Regions from separate parts of the Mus musculus genome. Here region 2 is linked to region 1. The links are chromatin loops, found by intact Hi-C in ENCODE. Cell type or tissue: heart. All regions are shown on one strand. Each heading gives the region's core, and the rest is flanking DNA. Links, peaks and the distances in the headings are about the cores only. Region 1 overlaps Kif28 (kinesin family member 28). Region 2 has its middle 36 kb from the start of Ahctf1.

The links. A loop is a pair of places that touch in the nucleus more often than their neighbours do. Peaks named below come from ENCODE experiments on the same cell type or tissue, not always from the same donor. Only the 100,000 strongest peaks of a DNase experiment are listed, where the experiment ranks them.
Region 2: it touches region 1 in a loop (8-fold over the local background); 7 of 42 quality-filtered maps call a loop at or near these places.

What each region holds. Positions count from the first base shown.
Region 1 is chr1:179,730,289-179,738,623 of GRCm38, reverse strand. It overlaps Kif28 (kinesin family member 28), which reads left to right. Exons shown (of 23, transcript NM_001370897.1): 3 at 2,491-2,694; 4 at 4,226-4,261; 5 at 5,402-5,626; 6 at 7,224-7,378. Among named protein-coding and RNA genes, the nearest start is that of Kif28, 11 kb to the left of the region's middle. In heart, for the core only: a CTCF peak has its summit at 3,338; DNase peaks (open chromatin) are centred at 3,933 and 7,063; H3K4me3 peaks cover 535 bases.
Region 2 is chr1:179,835,719-179,844,053 of GRCm38, reverse strand. No RefSeq gene overlaps it. Among named protein-coding and RNA genes, the nearest start is that of Ahctf1, 36 kb to the right of the region's middle. In heart, for the core only: no CTCF peak of the experiment used is centred there; a DNase peak (open chromatin) is centred at 1,223; H3K27me3 peaks cover 374 bases.

The sequences.
Region 1 (8,335 bases), core at 282-8,281:
ACTCCAGCTCCAGGTTGTCCAACACCCTCCTTTGGCTTCCAAGGGCACCTGCACACACACACACACACACACACACACACAGACACACACAAAACCCTCTTTTAAAAAGCTGCAGATAGGGCTGGAGAGATGGCTCAGCAGTTAAGAGCACTGCCTGCTTCCTCTTCCAGAGGTCCTGAGTTCAATTCCCAGCAACCACATGGTGGCTCACAACCATCTGTATTGGGATCTGATGCACTCTTCTGGTGTGTCTGAAGACAGCTACAGTGTACTCATATAAATGAAATAAATAAACCTTTTTTTTAATAAAAAAAGCTGCAGATAACCTCATTCAAATACATTTTGAGTAAAAAGTACAGACACAGTGTTCTTGAAAACTATAAGCCCAATTCCGTTAATCCTAGCGATCACAGAATCCTTACAGTACAGTAAACCTTTATTATCTTTGTTTGCTTGTTTTGTTTGTTTGTTTGTTTGTTTGTTTGATACAGCATCTCGTTATTTAGCCCTGGCTAGCCTAGAACTTACCATATGGACCAGGCTGGCCTCAAACTCACAGAGCTCCTCTGACCCTGCCTCTCAGATGCTGGTATTAAAGGCATGTGGCTTTTTAGTCCTTTCTATAAGAAATAAATAGTATTAAAATTGGTTATTGTAACGTTTCCCTTAGTAAATCAGACTGTGTTGGTGTGTGTTTCTTTCTCAGAATTAAAAATAATACAAATGCCGGGTGTGGTGGTGCACACCTTTAAGGCAGAGGCAGGCAGATTTCTGAGTTCGAGGCCAGCCTGGTCTACAAAGTGAGTTCCAGGACAGCCAGGGCTATACAGAGAAACCCTGTCTTGAAAAAGAAAAAAGAAAAAAAGAAAAAAAAAAGAAAAGAAAAGAAAAAAAGAAAGGAAAAAACCCAAATTCTATGGCTGTATATATTCTAACAAATAGTCCCAGGATGCTCCCTGTCTTACCTTTTGAGAGCTATTGCTTGTGACCAACATGGAAAGGAGCCAGGCCACACCCTGTCTTTTGAACAATCATGGACACAGTATTATTTGATTCTACTTTTAAAAAAATGTTTACTCAACAGGTGGTGGTGGCTCACACTTTTAATCACAATACTTGGGAGGCAATGGGAGGACGATCTCTGAGTGTTCGAGGCCAGCCAACCTGGTCTACAAATGGAGTCCAGAACAGCCAGGGCTCTCTTACACAGAGAAACCCAGTCTCGAAAAACAAGCAAGCAAACAAGCAAGCAAACAAACAAAAAGTTTCCATTTTTTCCCCTGTTTCTATCTCCCAAAGAACTCTACCACCATGCCTGCTTTTAAAGGTTTGTTGTTGTTGTTGTTGTTGTTGTAATATATTTAATATAGGCGCTGGAGAGGTAGCTAAGAGCATTGGCTGCTCTTCTTCAGAACCGGGGTTCAGTCTCAGCAGCCACCTGATGGCTCACAGCTGTCTGTAACTAAGGTTCTATGGTATCAGATGGCCTCGTCGGGTCTCCAAGGACACCAGGTGGCACATATGTGGTGTCTAAACATACATGTAGGCAAAATACCCATGTACATAAAATGATACAAATTTAAACATATTTTATGAGATATTTTTATTATTTTTTTTAGAATTTCACGCATGCATATTTGTATTTTTATGGTACTCACCCCTTACTCCTCTGCCTAAACTTCTAGATCCATCCACACCCCACTCACTCTCCAGCTGTCTCCTTATTTATTTATTTATTTATTTATTTATTTATTGACTCCCCCAGAGACAAGTTCTGGCTATCCATATGTTCAGGAGTGTGGGGCCATTGGCTGGAGCCTCTCCACTTACCAGGGGTCACACCCTCAAAGAGAATTGTCTTCCCCTAGAATCCATCCACTGTCAGTATGCTCTACTGTGTGTGCGGCTCTTGAGCCCCTAGCCCTCTGTGCTGGAGTAGGGACTGGCCTGTTGTTGTGCAGGTCTGGGCCTATGAGATGAGTGTAGTGGTCCTTCTTGGGTCCTCCCTGACGTCTGTCTGGCTCTCACTGTCTTTCTGTTCCCTCTCTTCAGTGGTCACTGAGCCTTGAGGGGAGGGTTGTTTCTTAGAGTGTATCATTAGGCCGCTTTCTGTTTGTATAAAAAGCACCTGTGATAACCCAATTTGAATCAAGACTTCAGTGTTGTAGGCCATTACATTTTCAGCCTGTGGTAAAGTAATGCATTACATTACAGCGGTGTGTGTGGAAGGGGGCGGGGAAACTATAGATTTCATAACAGAAAAAATGAAAGACAGAAAAAGACTAGGGTGTTTTCACAGCCTCCCAACGCTACCAACCTGGAAGCTAAACCTTTGACACATGGACTGTTGTTGGGTGGCACCCTGGATACAAACTGTGGTTCTGTGGAGGGGGCTGTGTTGTGTCAGTGTATGCACAAATGCATATGTGTGTTGAGGAAACTTTCAGGAGAGTCACCGCCACTGGTGACATTTAACGGTATCGTTTCTAGAGCGATGTCTTCCATGATATCGGAAGGGGAATTCTAGACAGTGCCTGGCGAGGCTACAATGCTACTCTCCTGGCCTATGGCCAGACGGGCTCTGGAAAAAGCTACTCCATGATTGGCTTTGGCACAAACAAGGGTCTTATTCCAAGAGTGTGTGAAGAGCTCTTCCAAGCTATTGAGAAGCAAAAGGAAAATCTAGAACCCCAGGTATGCCTTAGTTATTCTAGATTCCCGTCTCCTGGGAATTTTACCTGTTCTTCTCCTTTTTCTTTTTTTTTTTTTAAGATTTATTTATTCATTATATGTAAGTACACTGTAGCTGTCTTCAGACACTTTTTCTTCTCTCTCCAGCCCCACTCACTCGATCTGGCCCAAAGATTTATCTATTATATGTAAGTACATTGTAGCTGTCTTCAGACACACCAGAAGAGGGCGTCAGATCTCATTACAGGTGGTTGTGAGCCACCATGTGGTTGCTGGGATTTGAACTCAGGACCTTCAGAAAAGCAGCCAGTTCTCTTAACCGCTGAGCCATCTTTCCAGACCGAATTTCACCTTTTCATTTTCCACACGTGGAAGGCACCATCGACTGTATTTTCAGGTTTATGCGTGTGTCCTAAAATAGGCAAATATTTATATATTGTATTATGTCATAGACGGTGCTGGGACTTGGACCTACCCTGATTTGGGCATAAACATGGGCTCAGTCTCTGAAGTTCACCCAGGTGCCAAGGGTGGGTCTTACTGTCCCTGGCTCAGGTGCCTCCAGAGCAAGCTTTGAATCCACTGAAAGTCGGTGGCCATCACTAGTGTGACTAGCTCCAAAACATGACAGTAAAATGTCCGCAAACACCCACAGGCACAGTCCTTGCTCTAGATGGCAGCAGAGATCAGACAAAACACAAGAAGACAAGACCCTGCACCTCTTGGTGCAGAGGAGGGGTATTTTTTTTGTTGTTGTTACTTGTTTTGACCAACTGTTGGTTGAATCCATACATACAGAACCAACCTATGGTTTGGTAGTGAGATGCCATTCTAGAAACTTCTGGATCACCTGGGTTAGTTATGTGCAATGAGTCATTTCTATAAAGCCCTTCCTAAAACCCTCCCTCAGCACTGAGTGGCAGAACCCGCCTCCTCTCCCCCTCCCGTCCCCCTCCCGTCCCCTTCCTCTTCCTCTCTCATTCCCTTCTCCTTCCCCTCTCCTTCCAATCTCATTAGTCTTCCTGCCTTAGCCTCCTGAGTGCTGGAATACAGTCCCTGTATGGTGTCCGTTTTGTTGTTGTTGTTTGTTTTGGATCTCTTATGTGAGTATATACATGTGTAAGTGATACAAAGGTACGTGCACACATGTCTGTACAGGTAGGTGTACATGCCTCTGTGCACACTTGTGGAGACCTGAGGAGGACCCCGATGGAGGACCTCCATCACTCTCCACCTTGGTCCCTTGAGAAGGGGAGTTCCCTGGTTTTTATCTAGACTGGCCGGCAGCAAGCCAAGCGCGCCACCTATCGGCAGCCTCCACAATTACAGGTGAGCGCCGGCAGCCCTGGCTTTTTTTGTGGGTTCTGGGATCCAAGCTCAGGTCCTCCTGCTTGAGCAGTGCCTCCCCAGACGATTTTGTGTCTTTTTATAAAATTCATTAAGAACAATGCAGTGTGACACATTTACTAGAGTATGTTAGTGTTTCCCTGTTATGTCTCTTCAAGACAATATTGACTCATTACTCTCTCTACAGGTTATGTTTAGCATGCTGGAAATCTACAATGAACAGGTACCGGGCTCTCTCTCTGTCTCTCTCTGTCGCTCTGTCTCTCTCTGTCGCTCTATCTGTGTGTGTGTGTGTGTGTGTGTCTGTTTCTGTCTGTCTGCCTGTCTCCCTCCCCAGCCTCCTCTGCGGAGAATCAAACCCGGGTCCTCGAACTCACTAAACAGTCTTTACCACTGAGCCACATCCGTCCTGAGAGCCCATGCTCTGACACACATACCTGAGTGACTTCATGAATTACTAACACCAAGGACTCTGGCTGCCTGTCATTCTGTAATGCATGTGCCTCCCCCCCCCCCGCCCCCCGTCGTCTCCCCCCCCCCCCCCCCCGTCCCACTGCCTCTCCAGCACCATCTCAAATCCCTTGTTCTTCACACTGTATGCTTTAGCCACATAGCAGCTGTTTTAGTTACTGTCTGTTGCTGTGGTAAAACACCATAGCCAGGACAATAAACAGAAGAAAGGGTTTCTTTGAGGCTTATAGTTCTGGAGGGTAAGAGTCCGTTACTTTTGCGTCAGGGAGCGTGGCAAAAGGAGGCAGACACGGCGCTGAGGCAGCTGCTGAGAGCTCACATCCGAACCCACCAACAGGAAGCAGAGCCACTGGGGACGTCAAAGCCTAGTCCAGTGGCACACCTTCTTCCACCTCCTACTCCTACCCAGATGGTTCCACCAACTGGGGACCAGCTAGCCAATATCCAAACATAGAAGCCTGTGGAGGCCATGCATGGATCAGGAGGAAGTGCTCACAGCACTCTTAGAAACTCAGACAGGGGGTTCTTGAACATAATTGAGCTGCAATTCCAAAAATAACTGCTCGACTTAAAAGGTAGGTTTCTGGGAGCTGGCAGGACGGCGCAGAGGATGTAGCTGCTTGGTGCCAAGCTTGGTGACCTGAGTTCAGTCTCCTGAACCCACGTAAGGGTGGAAAGAGAACAACGCCTCAAAATTGTCCTCCAACCTCCACACAGTGTTGAAACACTTAACTCAGGTCTAAGGTTGTCTGGTCCCTACAGAAACTCAGCATTCGACTACATCAGGCATATTTACAGAGCATCTAAAATTCCGCAGGCAGTGATCTAACAAGGAAAGAGGTGAAGTCCACCTTAAACACGACCCCAGCCCTTCTTCTTTTTCCTCCCACAGATCAGGGATTTGCTGTCTAGAACCAAAGCTCCCGGAGGCTTAAGAGTCAGGGAGGATCAACAGCTGGGGTTTTTTGTGGAAGGTCTGAAGTGGGTGCCTTGTGAGAATTATGCACAAATTGAAAAGCTGGTGGAGCAAGGATCAAAAATCAGGATGACAGCGTCCACCAACATGAACGCCAGCAGCAGCCGATCCCACATGCTAATCGCCATCCAGTTCAAGCAGGTGGGACCCTCCTCTGCCACAGGCTCCCAGGGGCCGAGTGGGGGTGGTGCAGTGAATCCTTCCAGAGTGGACCAGTGGGCTGAGGTAACGGCTTCCAACCATAGACCATGGAAAGAGGTGAGGGCTTTGCTCTCCCTATCTATCCCTCAATTAGGCTGTCCCATTACTTGTGGTGAAACTGTCTTACGAGTCACAAGCCCTCAGAGTGCCCACAGGACAAGGCTGGTTGGTTTTCCTCAAGTAAATTCTACACTTTGAGGAATGAATTTTGAGTCCGAGTTGGTAAGGGTCATGAGCCCCTGTGATATAAGTAGAGAATTTAGATTAGCAGGTCCATGGACACCAGTCTGAGGACCAGACATGAGCCAAGGGCGTAGCCAGTTGCTAAAGCACTTCCTAAGATTCTGTCTAAGATGAAAATCCCTGTAACATCCACTAACTAAAGCCTCTGGTAAACAAGAGAGGATTTATCTTTTCCAATCTCCTTGATGGGAGTCAGGATATCTCTAAGTAACTTCCCAAAGTTGTTCTAGAAGCATTGCTCCTATATCCTGGGTGAATGCCACAACCAGCTGTGATTCCACAGGCCCTTTCCATGCTGGACCAGCAATGGAGGAAACCATCATGTTCACACCGGGAACAGAGGAGATTATCTTCCCAACCCTCAGTTTCCTCTTCTGTAAAATGGGCTGATAGCTCTGTTCTCAGGCATGTTGGGAGGCTGAAATGAAGTACTGCCTTTTGAAGAGGAAGATAAAGCTCTCGCTGTGCAAGCAGGAGGGCCAGGGTTCAAGTCCCCAGTTGCTACATGAAGAGCGAGGCGTGTTCTTCTAATCCTAGCATTGAGGAAGCAGAGACAGGAGGATCACGGAGGCTTAGTTGTGTGTTTAAGTGTGTATGTGTGTATGTGTGTATGGAGCAGTTGAGGAAGACATCCGATAGCAACTCCCATCTTCTGCATGGACACTCATGACTCATGCATGTGTACCTGTGTATGCACACACATACAAGCATATATGAGAACATGCATGCACAAATATGCACATGTACAGAAACACAGACAGAGAGAGAACAAGAGAGAGGGAAAGAGGGAGGGGGAGGGAGAGGGAGGGGGCATTTTGTACATTTTAAATGCCTTTTCCTGGATGAACATAATCACGTTAGTATAATGCGCTTACTGCACATGTGGTTCTCCCAGTTATTTGAAGTTCTTATTTTAGGGTCAAGGGGAAATCTCTGTGAGTTGGAAGCCAGCCTGGCTTGCACAGTAAGTTCCAGGACAGCCAGGGCTACACTGAGATACTCTGTCTCCAAAACAAAGCAAAACAACAATGAAACAAAATGCTTGTCCAACGCTTGCTGTCCACTATGTCTCTGCAAAAGAGCTTTGCAGAACTGGAGAGGGGCGGCAGGACACTTGGACCTGGGAGGGTAGCACTGCCCCTATCAACTGTCCCTGCACAAGGACAGACCCTCAGTGCCAACTGTCATTGGTCTATTATTTTTGGAGCCTGAGTTAACACCTTCATTGTAAGCCTGTGGACCAGTCTGTCTCCTGGGCTTCAACCTAACAGCCTGAGGTGTCGTGTCTCTACAGGTTTTCCTGGACACAGCTCTCACCAAACGGTCCAGCATCAACATGGTGGACTTGGCGGGAAGCGAGAGGCAGAGGTCATCAGGGTCTGAAGGAGACCGTCTGAGGGAAGGATCAAGGGTCAATTTAAGCCTAACCAGTTTAGGGAACGTCATCAGGTATGTGACGAGCGTACAGATATCCATAGAAGCTACTCTTCTATTGTTCTGAAGAGACATCATGACCAAAGCAACTTATAGAGGACATAGTTTATTGGGCACATATGGTTTCAGAGGATAAGACCATGACCCTAATGGCAGGGAACATGGCAGCAGACAGACAGGCATGGCACTGGAGCAGCCGCTGAGACTCACATCTTGATCTAGAAACAGGAGGTGGAAAGAGCTAACTGAAATGGTGTGGGCTTTTGAAACCTCAAAGCTAACGCCCAGTGACACACCTCCTACTAGACCTCCTAATCCTTCCCAGTTTCACCAAATGGGGACCAAGATTTAAACATATGAGCCCTGGGGACAATTCTCATTCAAACCAACACAACATAACATTAACTATGACAGTGAAGATCCACTGGTGATGCTCCAGTTCTGTAGTGAGCCCAAGACCGGGATCTCAACCCCAGCTCCAAAACCTACCAAGGTCAAAGAAAGAGGATTAAATTAATAATAACCTTTACTTCGCAACTCATTGGCACCAGCGGCTCATGCCCTGCCCTCCTGTATATTTAAAACTAATTAATGCCTAACAAAATAACACTAATAAAATAAGTATTCACCTGACCGACACAAGAACTAGTCAGTGCAGAATTCTTTTCCCGTCTTCTCCTCTTAGAGGCTCCACCCCTCTCCCCCTCCCCCCACACTGTTCCTCCTTTCTTTCTTTTTGTTTTCTTTTCATGTTCGTGGGCACACCTGTGAGTGGATATGTGTGCACATGTGCACACCTATGTGCAGAGACCAGAGATGTAGGGTGTCTTCCTCAACTCTCTCCACTGTATTTACTGAGGCACGGTTTCTCAGTGAAGACAGAGCTGGCTGGTTCAGCGAGTCTAGCTAAGCAGATTCCCAGGGGTCCCTGGGGAGATTCCTTGTCTCCACCCCACAAGCTCTGCAGTGCTG
Region 2 (8,335 bases), core at 309-8,308, 110 kb before region 1:
TTCTACTTGACTAAATAGAGATTGGGGAGGGGAGTCCCAGTTCAAAGCCTTGGATACCAGCTGCCAAGAAAGAAGGTAGCTGGAAGCACCTAGAATCTGGCTCAACACAGCTTTGGGGCACTAAGCAGGGAGATACTAATTGGCAAGGGAAGGAAGGTGGCTGCAAGAATTCGGTGTACAATCTTTTCTTTTAAAAGGTGTGTGTGTGTGTGTGTGTGTGTGTGTGTGTATACATGCCTTTGGAGGCCCAAACAGTGCTTCAGATCTTCTGAGGCTAGAGTTACAAGCAACTATGAGACACCCAAAGTGGGTGCTGTGAACTGAATGCAGGCCCTCCAGTAGAGCAGCAAGCTATCTTAACCAGCAGTAGCCCCTAACTATAGGATCTTCTGAAACTCTTCCCCACAGGAACGAGTCACAGATCTATAAGCCTATAAGCAACGAAGGTCAGAAACAGAGCCCAGAAAATCCATATTCCACAGCTCCTGGGAGATGCAGCAAAGATCCTAAGCTTCCCCAGGCACAGATGACTGATTCATGAGGCAGATGACTAAGAAAAATGCCTCTTGTATAAAAGATGTCTGGCCCTAGTTAGTGCCAGAGTCAGAGAGAGGGAAGCATCACTCCTCGTAAGCAGATGAAAACCTGCATTCTCTTTTTTTCCTTAAAATTTTTATGTATATGTGTCTGCATGTATGTGTGTACATGTGCTTCTATGTACCTATGGAGGCCAGAAGAGAGTATTGGATCCCCTGAAGCCGGATTACGGTAGCTGGGAGTGCCCAGGGTGGGTGCTGGGAGCTGAACTCCAGTCCTCTGCAAGAGCAGTGACCACTCCTGGCTGCTGAACCTTCAATAGACTAGCCAAGGTTAAGGTAATCGGAACCAATCGGAACCACAGCAGAGGTGATGGATTCCTAGAACTGTTGGAAGCAGGAGTCTCAGTATGGACTTGAGGTGACAGAGTTCTTTGACATAGGTCAGTGGGCTCTCGCCATGTTCCTCATAGAAGCTAGATGAGAAAGGGGCCCTTTGATCAGAGGGTATGTGTTGGCATGTCAGTGTCCACCAGGGTGTCCCTGGATCAGGATGAAAACCTGCTCTAACAAGCAGAGCTTGCTCTCCACCCTCCCATGGTCTGGGACCTAATGTTTTGCTGTAAAGAGGGATCCCTCCCTGTAGCCGCAGCCTGGTAACCGGATCAGGAACTTTGTGGCTGGCATCAGGCCCAGGCTATCCTGGAAAGCCATTGAGTAACACATAGAATTGCTAGAAAGACGGAAGTACCAGACCTGAAGAAGACAAAAACAGGAACAAAGAGACAGGCCACTGTATGGGGCCCTTGATCCATGGGGCGGCTCATGAGAGCTCTGCTCACACGGGACATAGTCAACCTGGCCACCAGTGCTGATGTGCATGCGTGTAACTCCGGAGATGGGGCATTGCTGTGGCCCTGTTACAAGTAGGCCACACCCCTTCCCCCCCTTCCTCACTCACCCCCAAACAACTATAACTGGTTCCAATGGTACCTCTAACTGCCTGAGTCTAAAAAGAGAAGAGAAAGAAAGGAATGTCTAGCAAAATTCTTGAATATCCCTCTGTTGTTATACAGTCCAGGATGGCTTCCAACTAACTCATTTTGTAGCCCAGGCTATCCTCAAACTGGCAAGCCTCACCATCCCCGTCTTGGCTAGCTGGGATTGCAAGCATGCACCCCATACCTAGCTTCCCTCTACCTACAGTTAATCTCATTCTTTAGCTTCTCTATTATCAGAATTCTTTCATGCATTCTTAAAACAAATCAACACAAAATAAAAACAAGGCAAGGTCTTGCTATGCTTCCCAGCCTGTCCTCGAATGCTCCTCCCATCTTGGCCTCTCAGGTAGCTGGGACTTATAGATGATGCTACACCCCACATTTCGTGATAACACCTGGGAGCAAGCCCAAAGCCTGGATCATCCACACGAGGGACTCTGCCAGAGATGCACTCCCAGCCCTCTGTGTATGATTTAAAAGAAAGCTCTTCGTTGTCACACTCTCTGATAAACACCACGTCACCTCAACAGATCCCCAAGCCAGCTGTGTGAAGGTCTGCAGCTAACCCATCACAGTTGCCCTGCTCAGGACCACTTTCCTTGGCTGACAGGAGCAACCCGGCTGGGAAGTTATAAATCCTTTCTACCCACAAGAAGTGGCAAGTCTGGTCAGGAACTGAGAAATATAGGGATATATATTAAAATGGATACAAATTATTTGTATCTTTTTTCCATATTTTCCAATTTGGCGAAGAACAGATTTTATTTTTTTTTAACTTTTAAAAATAAGTTTTTATTTTATTGTTGCTTACAATTTTGTGAATTTCTTTTTTTATTATTTTTTTATTTTTTTATTACGTATTTTCCTCAATTACATTTCCAATGCTATCCCAAAAGTCCTCCACACCCTCCCCCCCCCCACTCCCCTACCCACCCATTCCTATTTTTTTGGCCCTGGCGTTCCCCTGTATTGGGGCATATAAAGTTTGCCTGTCCAATGGGCCTCTCTTTCCAGTGATGGCCAACTAGGCCATCTTTTGATACATATGCAGCTAGAGTCAAGAGCTCCGGGGTACTGGTTAGTTCATAATGTTGCACCTACAGGGTTGCAGATCTCTTTAGCTCCCAGATTTTATTTTTTAAGATGTATTATTTTATGTATGTGAGTACACTGTCGCTGTCTTCAGACACACCAGAAGAGAGCATTGGATTCTATTACAGATGTGGCTACTGAGAAATGAACTCAGGACCTCTGGAAGAGCAGTCAGTGCTGTTAACCTCTGAGCCATCTCTCCAGCCCCAAATACATAAATACAAATATAAATATAAATGTAAATATAAATATAAGGAATATGTATGTATATATGTGTATATGTGTATGTAGATATATAGATATATTGTTCTTGACCTCAAGGTTTTCTGTGTTCCTGCCTTCCCCTGTTAGCTTCCCCTGTTAGCCACATCCTTGCTTGATCCCCATTCCCAACCTGCTTCCCCTTTTCCCTCACAGCTTTGCTTGAGACAGCCCCTCAATGAACCCCAAGCAATACTACCCTATCTCAGGCCCCACTTGCAGAGAATAAGGACTTACCACACTTTGCTGACATGATAGTCTTTTACACAGACACACACATGCATACACATGCACACACACACATACACAAACCTGCACCCACACACCGATCCCCTTCTTGTTACAGCTCTACAGTCTAGCATGTCTCTACTTCCCTAGCAGACAGGAAGAGGGGTTCTGGAGCATCCCTGACCAGTGCCAGGCAGACTGGTATTAGCCGATAGTCAGGCAAATGAACGCAGGGCTGCATGTGACATGCCCCAAGGAGAAGCACTTGCCACTACTGTATAAGGGGACTGCACTAATTAGGAGGTCGGGGAAGGTGTTTCTGAGGAAGTGATGCTGAGCTGTTGTGAAGGCTAATCTTAGTTGTCAACAATTTCTCCATCTAATACAGCGGGGAACAAACCTCAGGGATAGGGCCATTCTCAAAGGGTTGAGTCTCTCACATCAATTAATATAATCAAGACAAGCCCCGACAGATTGGCCTACAGGCCAAGCTGATCTAGACAATCCTCACTGAGGCCCTTTTCCCAGTAACTTTAGATTGTGTCGAGTTGACAAAAGAACCCATCATAGGTGTCCTGTTTGTGATCTTGGCTTCTCAGAAGGATCACTGAGTCCAGGAGTTCTAAGGTCAGCCTAGGAAACATAGCAAGACCCTGTCTCAAAATCAAATGAATGAATGGGTGCATAAATAAATATACTTTAAAGTAAAGTTATGCGATTCTGTCTGGAGAAGCAACCGGTGTGACTTGCTTCAGTGAATCATAGGTATCTCTTATTTTTAAAGTTTTTATATGCATGCATGTATAGAGATGAGTATAAAGATACCATTTTTTGTATGTGCAGGGAACACATGTGAGGATGCATGTGGATGCTCAGGTGTGGTCCTTCAAGAGTCATCTGCCTTGTTCTTTGAGGCAGGCTTCTCACGGTACTCACAAGCCCCAGGGATCCTTCTGCCTTTGTCTTGCAGCAGTGGGAGTATAAGCACACACTGCAGCAGTGGGAGTATAAGCACACATTGCAGCAGTGGGAGTATAAGCACACACTGCAGCAGTGGGAGTATAAGCACACACTGCAGCAGTGGGAGTATAAGCACACACTGCAGCAGTGGGAGTATAAGCACACACTGCAGCAGTGGGAGTATAAGCACACACTGCAGCAGTGGGAGTATAAGCACACACTGCAGCAGTGGGAGTATAAGCACACACTGCAGCAGTGGGAGTATAAGCACACACTGCAGCAGTGGGAGTATAAGCACACACTGCAGCAGTGGGAGTATAAGCACACACTGCAGCAGTGGGAGTATAAGCACACACTGCAGCAGTGGGAGTATAAGCACACACTGCAGCAGTGGGAGTATAAGCACACACTGCAGCAGTGGGAGTATAAGCACACACTGCAGCAGTGGGAGTATAAGCACACACCAGACACCAGGCTTTTGAGATAGGCGCTGGGGATTAATCTCAGATCTCACACTGGGGTCTCATCCTAGCCTCATACCTATTTTCTTTAGAATGTTTCTTACAGCCAGACGTGGTGGCGCACGCCTTTAATCCCAGCACTCAGGAGGCAGAGGCAGGTGGATTTCTGAATTCGAGGCCAGCCTGGTCTACAAAGTGAGCTCCAGGACAGCCAGGGCTACACAGAGAAACCCTGTCTCGAAAAACAAAAAAACAAAAAACAAAACAAAACAAAACAAAAACAAAAACAAGAACAAAAAGGGATGTTTCTTACATTTATTTATTTATCTTGTATGAGGACATGTGTTTGATCAAACGCCATGGCCTGTGTGTGGAGGTCAAAGGACAACTTGTGGGAATCTGTTTCTTCCTTCCACAGTGTGGGTCCCAGGGACTGAACTCAAATCCTCAGACTTGCAGCAAGAACCTTTACTCACTGAGCCATTTGCTAGGCATATATTTACTGATTTACATGAAAAAGGTCTCTTGTAGCCTAGGCTGGCCTCAAACTCATTAAGTGTCTGAGGACAACTTTGAATTTCTGATCCCCCTGCCTTCATCTCCCAAGTACTGGGTTTACTCCCAAGTGCCTGTTTCTATGAGGTTCTAGATGAAATCCAGCATTTTGTGGGAGCTAGGCAAGCACTCTATTAACTAAGTCATATCCCCAGTCCAGACCCCTAATATGTGTTTGTTTGTTTGTTTGTTTATTGAATTACTACAGGCAGAACCTGATCTTATTAACAACATAAGTCCAGGCTTTTCCCCTTCATGGTTTCTGAGAATTCCAGGCTATTCTGCAGTGGCAGTTGACAGGCCTAGACTCTCCACCCTCACTCTAAGAATCCATCCTCTTAGGAGAAACCCTCGACCCTTTAATGCAGTCCCATTGTGGCGAATCCCCAACCATAATTTTGTTTTCATTGCTATTTCATAACTGTAATTTTGCTACTGTTATGAATTATGATGTAAACATCTGTAGGTTTGGATAGTTGTGGTAGATGCCTGTTAACTTCCAGGGGGCGAGACCCACAGGTTGAGAACCACTGTCCTAGGGTTTCCCTATCTCTTACAACAAAAAGTAAATGCTTACCCTCACACACATCTTTGAGACTAGTGGGAGGCAGCACCTGTCCATTTATCCATTCTAAACTGCCTCCAACTGGTTCTGATTCTTCTCAACTACGTGTTTTAACAAGCCAGGGCCTCTGGAGCTAAGGTTTGTTCATCTTTGCACTCACCCCTGTCCTCAGCATCTAGTTAACTCTCAGTCTCCAGAGAGGGCTTTATTAATTTCCTCATCCAAAGTTTTGTCTGCCACTGCCTACATACCACCACCTCGATTATCTTCATTATCCCTAGCACTCAGACCTATCACAGGGGACAGGAGCCTAGTGCATGGGAGAGAGAGAGAGAGAGAGAGAGAGAGAGAAAGGCAAGAAGGCAGGAAGGCAAGAAAGAAAGAAAGAAAGAAAGAAAGAAAGAAAGAAAGAAAGAGAGAGAGAGAGAGAGAGAGAGAGAGAGAAAGAAAGAAAGAAAGAAAGAAAGAAAGAAAGAAAGAAAGAAAAAGAAAAAAAAAGAAAGAAGAAAAAGTATTTATTGAGCACCAAGTATATGCCAGAACATAGGCTAAGTGCAAATGACCCTGAGTCATGGAAACTATATTTTAAGAGGGAAAAACATGATTTTTTTAAAAAAGCAAATAAATAAGTAAATAAATAATAAATAACGAGGCCAGGCATGACCTTTAATCCCACCACTCAGGAGACAGAGGCAGGCAGATCTCTTTGAGTTCAAGACCAGCCTGGTTTACTCCTTCTAATGGCAAATTGAATCCAATTTGTAGGGCTTTTCCCCCCTTTTGCTTTGTTTGTTTGTTTTTAGAGACAGGGTTTCTCTGTGTAACAGCTCTCTGTCTGTCTGGGAAGTTGCTTTGTAGACCAGGCTGGCCTCAAACTCAGAGATCCACCTGCTTCTGTGTCTTGGTTAGGGTTTCCATTGCTGTGAAGAGACACCATGGCAACTCTTAGAAGGGCAACATTTCATTGGGGCTGGTTTACAGGTTTAGAGATTCAGTTCATTATCACCAAGGTGAGAAACATGACAGTGTCTGGGCAGGCATGGTGCAGGAGGAGCTGAGAATTCTACATCCTCACCTGAAGGCCTCCAGGAGAAGGCTTCCAGGCAGCTAGGAGGAGGGTCTTAAAGCCTATCCTATAGTGACTCACTTCCTCCAACAAGGCCACACCTCCTAATAGTGCCATTCTCTGGGCCACACCACCACATTCTGCCTCCTGAGTGCTGTGATCAGACATGCAACACCACCGCCCAGCCCTGTATTTTTCTAATGTGCACTGGACCCGCCTCATCCGGACCTACAGAAATGCAATTCCAGGCAGGGACTTCCCTTCTCCAGAGATATCCCTACCAGTCCAACAGCAATCTCACTTCAGAGCTCTTGATTTGCACTCTTCCTACAAACTACTTTTACACATTAATAATCTCTACCACCCACACCTCCGCCACCTCTCTGTGTGTGTGAGCATGCGCGCTCTGGATAGTAAGAATTTTTATCTCCCATCAGCTGTTCCTTGCCATGCTTGACAAGTTTCTTCTTACGGATGCCCAGGTTAATAATCAGGCAAAGCATCAAGGGAAGCCACATGCAGATTTTCTGGAGATGCAGTACTTTTCTCTTCAATACTTTGCCCTATAAACTGCTAGTTGCCTCAAAGTCCTCTGGTTTTTTTCTCCTCAGCTCTTGGGGTTCTGTGTGTGCTCCTGCCTCTCAACTTAGCAGTTCAGAATCTGCCTCCAGGCAAAGACTGGGGTGATCACAGGGCTTATCTTATTTGTTCCATCTCAGAGATCACACTGGGCACTGACTCTGGGTCCCTGTGTAAATACAGTTACTCCCTGTATGTGTCCAGTTTTCTAGTTGTTTATGCCAGAAAGTCAAGTTCCATCTCTCTTTTCCTCACAGCCTAAGTTTCAGTCTAACTCAATATCTAACCTAAAACAGCTGTATTAGAAGATGTATATTCAGAGAGTTTAGGGAGCAGCTCAGTGATGGAATGTTTGTCTGGTGTGCACAAGGACTTGGGCTCAAAAACTGACATAGAAAACAAATACAAATAAAAATAAGAACCTGCTTTCTGATCAGAGCTTTGAAAGCATAGAATCTGAGCTATGGGGATGGTTAATAGTTAAACTATGGTAATGATTAATCTTCACTGTCAAGTTGCTGGGGTTTTTTGTGTTTTATTTTATTTTATTTTGTTTGTTTTTAGACAGGGTTTCACTATATAACCCTGGCTGTCCTGGAACTCACTATGTAGATCACCAGGCTGGCCTCCAACACATAGATGTCCTCCTACCTCTGCCTCCTGAGTGTTAGGATTAAGCAAGTGTTAAACCACTTGTTTAGAATCACCATGGAAATACACACCACTTGGTATGTTGGGGTTCATGAGTTGCTCCACAAACCACACAAACCCCTATCTCAGTCACACAGGGATGGTTTATTGAACATGCATCCTAATACTGATCAGATCAGGGACGTAGCTCAGAATTATCTGAGGCTACAACAACAAACATCTTTCTCTTTCAGCTTATAAAGAAAAAAGCCACAAAATCACAATGAGCTCATATGCAGGTACAGGAAGTGCTGCCCAGTGGTCAGCCCTGACTCAAGCCATTTTAGACATAACAGTTCATATTGACCTTTAACTTGATGGGTCCTACATAAAACATTGTG